Regions from separate parts of the Mus musculus genome. Here region 2 is linked to region 1. The links are chromatin contacts, found by Hi-C or POLR2A ChIA-PET in ENCODE. All regions are on one chromosome and are shown on one strand. The core of a region is the stretch at or near the end of the contact, and the rest is flanking DNA. Distances in the headings are between cores, read along the strand shown.

Region 1 (4,326 bases), core at 1,087-3,586:
TTTTTTTTTTTTTTTTTTTTTTTTTTTTTAAATAACCATAGTTTGGATTGCTTGTGGGAATGTGAGAAATGTGTGGTGATGCCTTACCATTGAAGAAAATGTCTCCCCTGTCCCAGCAACTTTTAAGTGCCCACAGAGTCTCAGGGAGGGGCAAGGCCTCCTGACCTGTCCCCTCCACGAGACAATGTTGACAGGCCCAATCTGTTGTAGGTCTTGTGCAGGCAAACGTGCTATGTATTTTCTTTTTATGTGCATTGGTGTTTTGCCAAAGTGTATGTCTATGTGTATAAAGGTGTCCAATCCCTGCAGTTACAGAAGTTGTAAACTGCCATGTGTACTGGGTACTGGGATTTGAAGCTGGGTCCTCTGGAAGAACAGCCAGTGTTTTTATAACTACTGAGCCATTTCTTCAGCCCTATGATATAATTTTTTAACACTGAAATTTACGTCCACTTGTAGATTGAAGAGATGGCTCAGTAGTTGCAGACACTTTGCCCCCAAGCCTGAAACACCCATAGGATGACGTCCTTTCTCTTCCATGAGCACTCAGTACCACATACACACAACAAACAAATGTAAATAAAAAAGAAATATATATATATATATAAACTATTTTTGGTCCATTTGAAACTACTCTGATGCTCATATTGGGTACCATTGTTTTTTACCTAAATTACTAGGCGACTGCACAATTCCAATCCATGTTTTAAGAGCTGATAGGAGAGACCTTCAATATACTGTTTCTTCTGAGACAATCTCCTATAATCTAGGTTCGCCTCTAATGCACTGTGCAGTGGAGGACGGCCTTGAACTCTTTAATGTCTTGCCTTAGTTTCCTGGGTGCTGGGATTACAGGCACATTGCCGCCATGCCGCTGCCTCTCAAATGACTTTTTTTTTTTTTTCCCTGTTCTGAGGACCAGGCAGACACCCAGGGTCTCATGCAGGCAGTCTATTAACTAAGCTGCAGCCTTAACCCCTTCAATGAAATTGAAAACATTTTGTCATGTTGACTTCACATGACACGGCTATTTTTTTGCTTGTTTTCTTTCTTTTTTTTTTTTAAAGATTTATTTATTTATTATATGTAAATACACTGTAGCTGTCTTCAGACACACCAGAAGAGGGAGTCAGATCTTGTTACGGATGGTTGTGAGCCACCATGTGGTTGCTGGGATTTGAACTCTGGACCTTCGGAAGAGCAGTCAGGTGCTCTTACCCACTGAGCCATCTCACCAGCCGGTTTTCTTTCTTTCTTTGTTTATTTATTTATGGTTTTTCGAGACAGTGTTCCTCCTGTGTAGCACTGTCACTCTCTCTGTAGACCAAGCTGGGGTTAAAGGTGTGTGCCATCACAGCCGGCTAACAGAGCTGTACTTGAACATGCTTGTTTTCATTTTGTGTACCTACAATGCTGTACTCTGCCTTCTCCAGTTTCCTGATTAGAACGTCACAACGATCATGTTAGTGATATTGACCTATTACTACACGGTGCCACAAAGAACCCAAACATCACAGTACTGAGATTTATATTTTTCTGCTTTTGAGACGTATTTGGGGTGGGAGCAGATTTCTGGGAAAAGTGAATACCCTTCTCTGAGTACTGAATTGCTCTTAACGGAAGAATACACTTCGAGGTAACAGTTTACTGTAGTTTAACCCCACCACCTCCTTCTGAAGGAGCAGTAGATCTGGGGTCCTGTCCTATTAGAATTAGAAATGAGTTTCCCTAAGAATAGGATAAGGTTTAAAAATCGGTAATAATAAGAATATTGAAACAATATTTGGGTAGCACTGCCCAACCATTCTCTTATTTTTTCTTCAATAATCTAACATGGTATACTAAATTTTGCCAAAGTGACGAAAAACACCAAGCGTGGTTGCAACGATAGCTGAGTCTGATTTGATGGCTCCCCATCCTAGGTTTTTTCATATTCTACAGGACTACGACAAATCCGCGCAGTCCGAGGAGCTAGAAATTCTACATCATCGCCAGGACCAGTTCCCAGCCCACTTCCGCGTCCTCAGTTTACCTCTGCCGACCTCGGGATTCCCACAAGGCTGGCCTAGGGGTCTCCAGAGCGGCATGGCGAGGCCGTCATCGTCTCCAGCCAGACCAACGACCTGGCGGCCCGCACAACCCGACCTCTCCTTACCTGAGGCCAGAGGCCGCCAGGTATCCAAGGCCGCGCGCCGAGAAGGCGTGGCTCCGGGCCCCGAGTGACTTCCGTCGTGGCGTGATGACGACAGCGCGACAGACGTGCTGTGTCTGGTGGCTGCGGACGCTGGGGGCTGTTGGGTAGGGGTTCGGGGCTAGCGCTGGGCTGGCCCGTTTCCCGGTAAAGACTGTATCCAAACTGAAGGAGTCACTTTTTAATAGGGAACCTATATTGTTCATTTGCTAGCAACTGCTATTAAAGACCAATAAGATGGTAGGTCCCCAGGCCGGGAATTCCGGCCTGCCTATGGGCGGGGACTGCTGCGGCAAGCCACGCCCCGGCCTGGCCTGGACGCAGGTTCCGGGCAGGCTCTTGCCGGGTAGCGATCAGGAGACCTAAAATGCCAGGTCTTACCAAAATTTAGAAGTAGAAGCTGGGGTAGGGAGTGGTGACGCGCCGGAGATGTAGTACTATTGTGGAGCTGGGGAAGCGTTTCGGGAAGAGGTACTGGCTTGGGCCAACGGTTGCCATGGAAACGGGAAACACGCTTGCTTCCGCAGAGGCTTCACTGAGAGAGGGCTGTCTGTGGCTTTGTAGTCAAAGCCTCTGCAGCCTCAAAACTTGGAGCAGGCACATGTAGGAAGCTCAGCAGTTTTTATTTTCATCTATGTCTTAATACAGAGCAGTATGCGTTAAGGATATTAAAATACACAAGTTTTAAGGCACTTTTCACGACTGTGGTTATGACGATTTTAGAAAGTGGGAAAGAGTGTGAAAGAGAACGATCTCTTCTCTCCCACTGAAGATCAAATCCAGAGCCTTCCACATCGTGAGCTGTACCATTGAGTTAAGTCTCAGCCAGGAAACTTTTCTAGTGGAGTGCTGCAGAATTGAATAGAGTGTGCAATTAAGGATGCAAATGATCAAGTGTGCAATTAAGGATGCAAATGATCAGGATCTGGACTTGGGCAAGTCACGGGATCATTCGGTACTGTAAGTGTACTAGAAGTGCCAGGACACCAGACCGGGAGCAGCTCCTGGAGCAGTTCTCTCACTGTACCAAGTTGCAGAAGGAGCTTGAGGGTTTTAGAGTCAGCTGCTCCGAAGTCCGGTGTCTGAGAAATGACTTGTATCTGGTGAACTTGAACATGCTGCTTAATTGGAGCATTTTCTACGTGTAAATTGAGGATAGATTCTAAAGGTTTATTATGAGGATTATGGATTGAATTGAGATGGCTCAGCAGGTAAAAAGGCTGAGCCTGACATCCTGAGTTAAATCCCCGAGTCCCACATAATCGAAGTAGAGAACCGATTTCTGTAAATTGTCCTCTTGACCTCTACAAGTATTCTGTGGCATGTTTATGCGCGCGCGCACACACACACATACAAATATGAATCTCAATCTCTCTCTCTCTCTCTCTCTCTCTCTCTCTCTCTCTCTCTCTCTCTTGCTCTGTTTGTTTTTTTTCAAGACAGGGTTTCTCTGTGTAGCCCTGGCTGTCCTGGAACTCACTTTGTAGACCACGCTGGCCTCAGACTCAGAAATCTGCCTACCTCTGCCTCCCAAGTGCTGGGAGGTGTGCGCCACCATCGCCTGGCCAAATACGAATTTCAAAAGGATATATTTTAGAACACTATGTATACAGTGTTCTGCCTACATGTATGACTGCACACCAGAAGAGGGTACCAGACCTCATTATATATTGTTATGACCTACCATGTGGTTACTGGGAATTGAACGCAGGATCTCTGGAAGAGCAGCCAGTGCTCTTAACCTCTGAGCCATCTCTTCAGCCCCCATCAATACAAATTTTGAAATGGGATATTCATATATATATATATATATATATGTATATATATATATATATATATATATGTCAGTTTCATAGTATACTTGTTCATTTTCTATCTTGGTGAAGCATTCTGTGACTTTACAATCTTAGAACAGCTGATTGTGGACTTCTGGCAGCATGTTCAGGTTTCGGACAGTCACCCTCCTGTAAGAGGGAAGATTTGTCCTCTCCTTGTGTCTCACCTCTAGCAGTTAACCCACACTAGGAAAGATAAGAACCAGTTTCTTTCCGTATCAAAGCTTAATAGTAATTCTTGACTGAGCTTTGATCTCCAATAGAACAGTGTTGCAGGTGTTCTCTTTGGTTTTTAATGTG
Region 2 (4,725 bases), core at 180-2,679, 37 kb before region 1:
GAAAAGCAGAGGCCAGTGTGCTGTTTAAAGAAAAGTCACACTTTTGTATATACACATACCCTTTCTCTTGCCCTTGTACGTTCTGGGCTATGCTCCAGGGAAAGGTGAGTCAGAGGCCAAGAGGGAAGTGGGCCACTGGGGTACAGGGAGTCACACCATGTGGCAGAGAAAGGCTCGTGAGGATGCAGGGGCACAGAGTCCACACTTCACAAAAGAGACCCTCAGATAAGCCCGGGGCTCTGGGATTAGTACTTCCAGATGCCCTTCCTGGGCACTGAACTGTCCTAGACACCGGGGCATGGGAAGCCACCCTGATCAGCACCCACAGACCAAACCAATACCCAACCCAGCCACGAAGAACTCTGCAAGTAAGCAAGCAGGCATCTCTGTGCCTTATCTTCATCCTAGGCCAGGTTCGGCCATCTGAAGACGGTGGAAAGGCGTTCTGAATTGGAAAGACCCAGAAGGAACACAGCAGAACCCAATTATCCCACGCCTTAGAAAGGCTGGAAAGCCCCGCGATTAGGCCCCAGATACACAGGTGTCCCAAAAGTCCAGACTTGACCCAGCCACCTAACCTCTAGGGAACTAAGAGGGAAACCCAGTTCCTGCCTTTGGCTCAGAGGCTGCTAGCAGAGCAGTCTCGTTGCACACCAATAGTCTTTACTCATCCCCAACTGCCCAAAACTAGCGTGGGACAGGAAGAAGGCTTCTGAAACCAAACCGAACCGGCCGCCGAAACCCCATGAGACAACGAATTCCCCGTCTCGCATCCCGCGGAGGGCCCAGGGGCTTTGTGCTTCCCGGAATGCTAACAAGAAAGGAACGCCAGCAAATTCGAGCCACTCTTGATCGACAAGTGTCTCCCAGGCTTCTGCCTTCCACTCGCTGCGACAAGGGGAGACATTCTCCCTACCCAGTAATGGGCCTCCAGCTGACACCGCGAGCGACAGCCTTCCTTCCCCACCCTGCAATTAGGCGGGAGATGATGGACCTCACCCAGGGCTGGGACCCGGTCTAGAGGGGGAACCCGCGCTTTCAGACTCCCGGGCCCAGGAGGCCCAGGAACCGAGCGAGGGGGTCCCGATAGCCTCTTAACGTGGCGCGCGCCCCTGCATCGGGCGGCGCAGGGTGCATTTCTCCCGGGGATCCCCATCTCACGCTTGCCGACCCAAGGAGAAGGGAGAGGACCCCAGCGCGCCCGCAGCCTCTCACCAGCGCGTCCGCCGAGACATCCCCCCGGCCCGGACCCCGCCGCACCCTTACGCCCGCCGGCCGAGCCCGGAGCGGGAGCCGGGCCGGGGTCAGGACTCAGGCTGCTCGAGCCGCTCCGGGCCCCAGGCGGTGCTCTCAGGCGTCAGCGTGTCTGCAGGTCTGGTCGCACGTTCCCAGGAACTGCAGCTGCCTAGGGAGCGCACAGAACCACTTTCCTATCTCCCGCCAAGTGCGTCGGCGCCGCCCGGCCCTGGCGCGCGAGCGCAGGGGCGGAGCATACGGAAGGGGCGAAGCGTACAAGACACGAGGGGCGGAGCCCGCGCGCCAGAACCCTAGGAGGGGCCTACTGTAGGGGCGGAGCCCAAGCATGGGGAAGAGGGGAGTGGTTTACCGGAGGGCAGAAACCGAATGTGCAAGCGGGCAGATGCTCTGTTAGTTGGCAATCTACTGTGTCCAGATACACCTACCTTAGGGATTCAATGAGGCGCGAGGCCTGGCTCTGTGTGAATCTTAGATAGACCCCGAGCCACACACATAGCAAAGACTGGAAGAACTGAATAGGAGAAACTTCCCGCCCAAATTGTCACTGCTTGGGACGGTCCAAGCCACTATCCCTAGAGCCCCCATGCTCCCTTTGACTGGGTTTGTATCTTTTCCTTTGCAAGCCTCTTGCTTCTTCAGCTGCCTCAGAGAGACCCAGCTCAAAATCCCAACATTTCTCTCACCAAACTTAAACCTCTCTTCTGTCCGGGTTAAATCTTTGTAACTCCATTTAGTAACGGCCTTCCAGATCACCACGCCAAGACACAGAGAGGCGAAATTAAGTCTTGCAGCTTTTGCTTGGGCCGTATTTGGACCAGGAACTCCCCACATCTTCCCCGACTGGGGTCTCCTGCCCATCTGCTTGCATTTGTGCGCATTTCCTCTGCTGAACTGTGAGCATTCTGGGATCCCAGCAGCCTTTCCTAGGAAATGTATTAAGCCCAGGGGGAAGGCTTGTTGGCTTACGTTCAATTTCTGATGGCAAGGGTTGTCTCTTTCAGGTTGTCATTTACTACCTAAAAACTGAGTGTCATCTTACTGGGACTCCCTGAAAGGATAGGAGCCTGGAAGAACCCCAGCCAAATGCCCTTTAGGCTCAGGCCTCAGATCTCTTTCCAAAAACTGCTGGCCCCTTTTAGACAGTACAACTCCGAAAACTTCATTTACTACAGAAGGATGAAGACTTGAAAGCTACAAGTTTTCACCTGGCTTAATTCAAGGCTTCCCCCCACCCCTCTCCCTTCAAAGGAGTTCATGTGGATCGCTGCTCTTCACGGCTAGTGTGCTTTACAGTGAGATCTCCTCGGGGGTGATTCCCAGCCTACCTTTCCCTAGTTCCATTATCTCAAATTATCAAACTTCTCCATGCCTGCTTCCTCACCTACAAAAACAGTTCATAGAAACCTTTGATCTTCATAACAACCCAATGAGTTATATGCTTGTATTACCCGATAGCAGATGGAGAAACTGAGGCACTGACTTCCCCAAACTGTAGTTCTAGAGTTTATAGTAAGGAAAGGGGTAAGGAAAGGGCAAATGGCTTTCCTCCTAGCATCTTTGGCTTGTTTGCAAATTAAATGGATAGGAAATAGATTAACGGGAGGAAACTCAGGTTTAATTACTTGCATATCCATTGGAGTCCTGTAAAATAATGACATCATACAAAGGCTCAGACGTTTGAAGCTTCCTGGGGTACAAAAAGGAATGAGGTCCAAGGACTTCTGTAGGAATGGTGGTGACACAAGCTAACTAGGGATAAGGAAAGGAATTATGTGGCAAACAGGTGGTCTTGTCATGCAGATAAAAGTCTCCCAGTTAAAAGAAAGATATAGGCATCAGCCGGTTCCTAGTACAGAATGCAGGCTAACGCAGATTTCCTTTACAAATGTAAATTTCTTTTACAAAAGGACTGCCTTGCAAAGTTATTTCCTTGTCTATAGTCCCTGCAGAATAACCAGGTCAAAGCATGTTGGAGAAGTGGGAGATTATTTTCTCCTACACTTTATTTTGGGGTACTGTGTACAAACCTTTAACTCTAAGCAATACAAGTACATGAATATGTATAAGGCACATATAAGTATTATATCACTGTTAGGTGGCTTTTGTTGCTGAGGGTAGACCTAGGCCACCCTACATGCCTTACTCAACCCCTGTAGCCTTTCTGCTGGTCCTATGATTATATTCTGCCTTTACCTGTCTTCACACTTGCCCTCTGAAGTCCAAGAAGCTGCTCCGCAGGCTGCACACACACTCCCTCAGATTACCAATCTCCTTGTGAGCAAAAGCAGGGCCTAGAAATTTGCACAAGGTAAGTGCCTGAGGCAAAATGCAGAGAGCAGATGCGGAGTCCACATGGGACCAGAAACTGGAGCCAGTTAAACAGGACACCAGAGCTAGAGGAGCCTGGAGATCAGGGTTGGGGCAGCAAGGTCACTCCAGTGTCACAAGGAATCTGGTGACCTCCACCAGTGTGTCCTCTAGTTATCAGCAAGTCAACACATAACCCCTGGGGAGAGCATTCCTAGAATCCCGGGGCAGTCAAACCTGGGAGTGGTCTCTCGGCTCAGAACGGATAACAGAATTGCATTGGGGGAGGGGGCCTGGAAGTACCTTCTTGGGAAGGAAAGGCTCTAGTCATTTAGCCATTCAATTATCTGTCCTGGGCTTCCAAATCAAGGCTATTCCTTTGTCAAGAAGACAAAGATCAAATCTTGTTAAAATACTCTTGGCCTAGCAACAAGAAGGACACAAAGTTATTGACTGATGGTAAATAATAAGTAGGATCACCTGCCTGTGTCCAGAGTCCCAGCATCCATCTACTGAGCAACTTTTGTTTTGGTTTTGCTTTGCTTTGTAGGGCCACACTTCAAACTCTGGGCCTTTGCCTGCCAGGCAACCAACCTATAAACAAGCTCCACCCACTAAGCAAACTAAGACAAAAAGCCATTCAGTAAACTGCACTGATCACACAGGTGCTGGGCTGGCAGAAGGAAGCTGCGTGCACCTACCCAATCAGGTCACTTTCAGCTCTATAGAGTTGGGTTATTTAGGAACTGGCAGAGTGGACAATGTAGGGAATGACAAAGAACACCCATAGCTTAGCAGGGAGGAGAAAGATTTGAAAATCTATGCAAGGTGTGGCGTCACCTGTCTAATCCCTGTACTCGGAAGGCCAAGGCAGGAGAATCCCAAGTTCAAGACCAGCCTTCACTACACTGTGACTTCCAGGCCAGACTGAGATATAAGGAGACCCTGTACCCCAAAGGTAAATCTCCTTGCAGTAGTGGTGCATGCCTGAAATTTCAGCATTCTGGAAGGCTCAGGCAGAAGAATGGAATGTTCAAGCTGCTCCCTATCTAGGGAGATTCCCGATCAAAAGAAAAAAGGGGGGGGGGGGAGAAGGTGGGTGGGAGAGAGGAGGAGTAGATGAGGAGGATTCTCAGAGACTGGCAAGACTTCCACGCCATT

Evidence for each region. A loop is a pair of places that touch in the nucleus more often than their neighbours do. ChIA-PET counts read pairs that join two places held with the same protein, here RNA polymerase II (POLR2A).
Region 2: a loop to region 1 is called in a map of T-helper 1 cell, with 2.0 times the contacts of the local background. The contact joins the promoter of Mybl2 here to the promoter of Ift52 in region 1. A Hi-C loop is called at or near these places in 1 of 37 maps with a recorded cell type or tissue (T-helper 1 cell). POLR2A ChIA-PET finds 5 or more read pairs at or near these places in 3 of 5 experiments (all embryonic stem cell).

Annotation. Positions count from the first base shown.
Region 1 is chr2:163,015,363-163,019,688 of GRCm38, reverse strand. It overlaps Ift52 (intraflagellar transport 52), which reads right to left and starts at 2,336. Exons shown (of 13, transcript NM_172150.5): 1 at 2,156-2,336.
Region 2 is chr2:163,051,339-163,056,063 of GRCm38, reverse strand. Mybl2 (myeloblastosis oncogene-like 2) reads right to left here and starts at 1,429. Exons shown (of 14, transcript NM_008652.2): 1 at 1,216-1,429. The coding sequence starts at 1,235.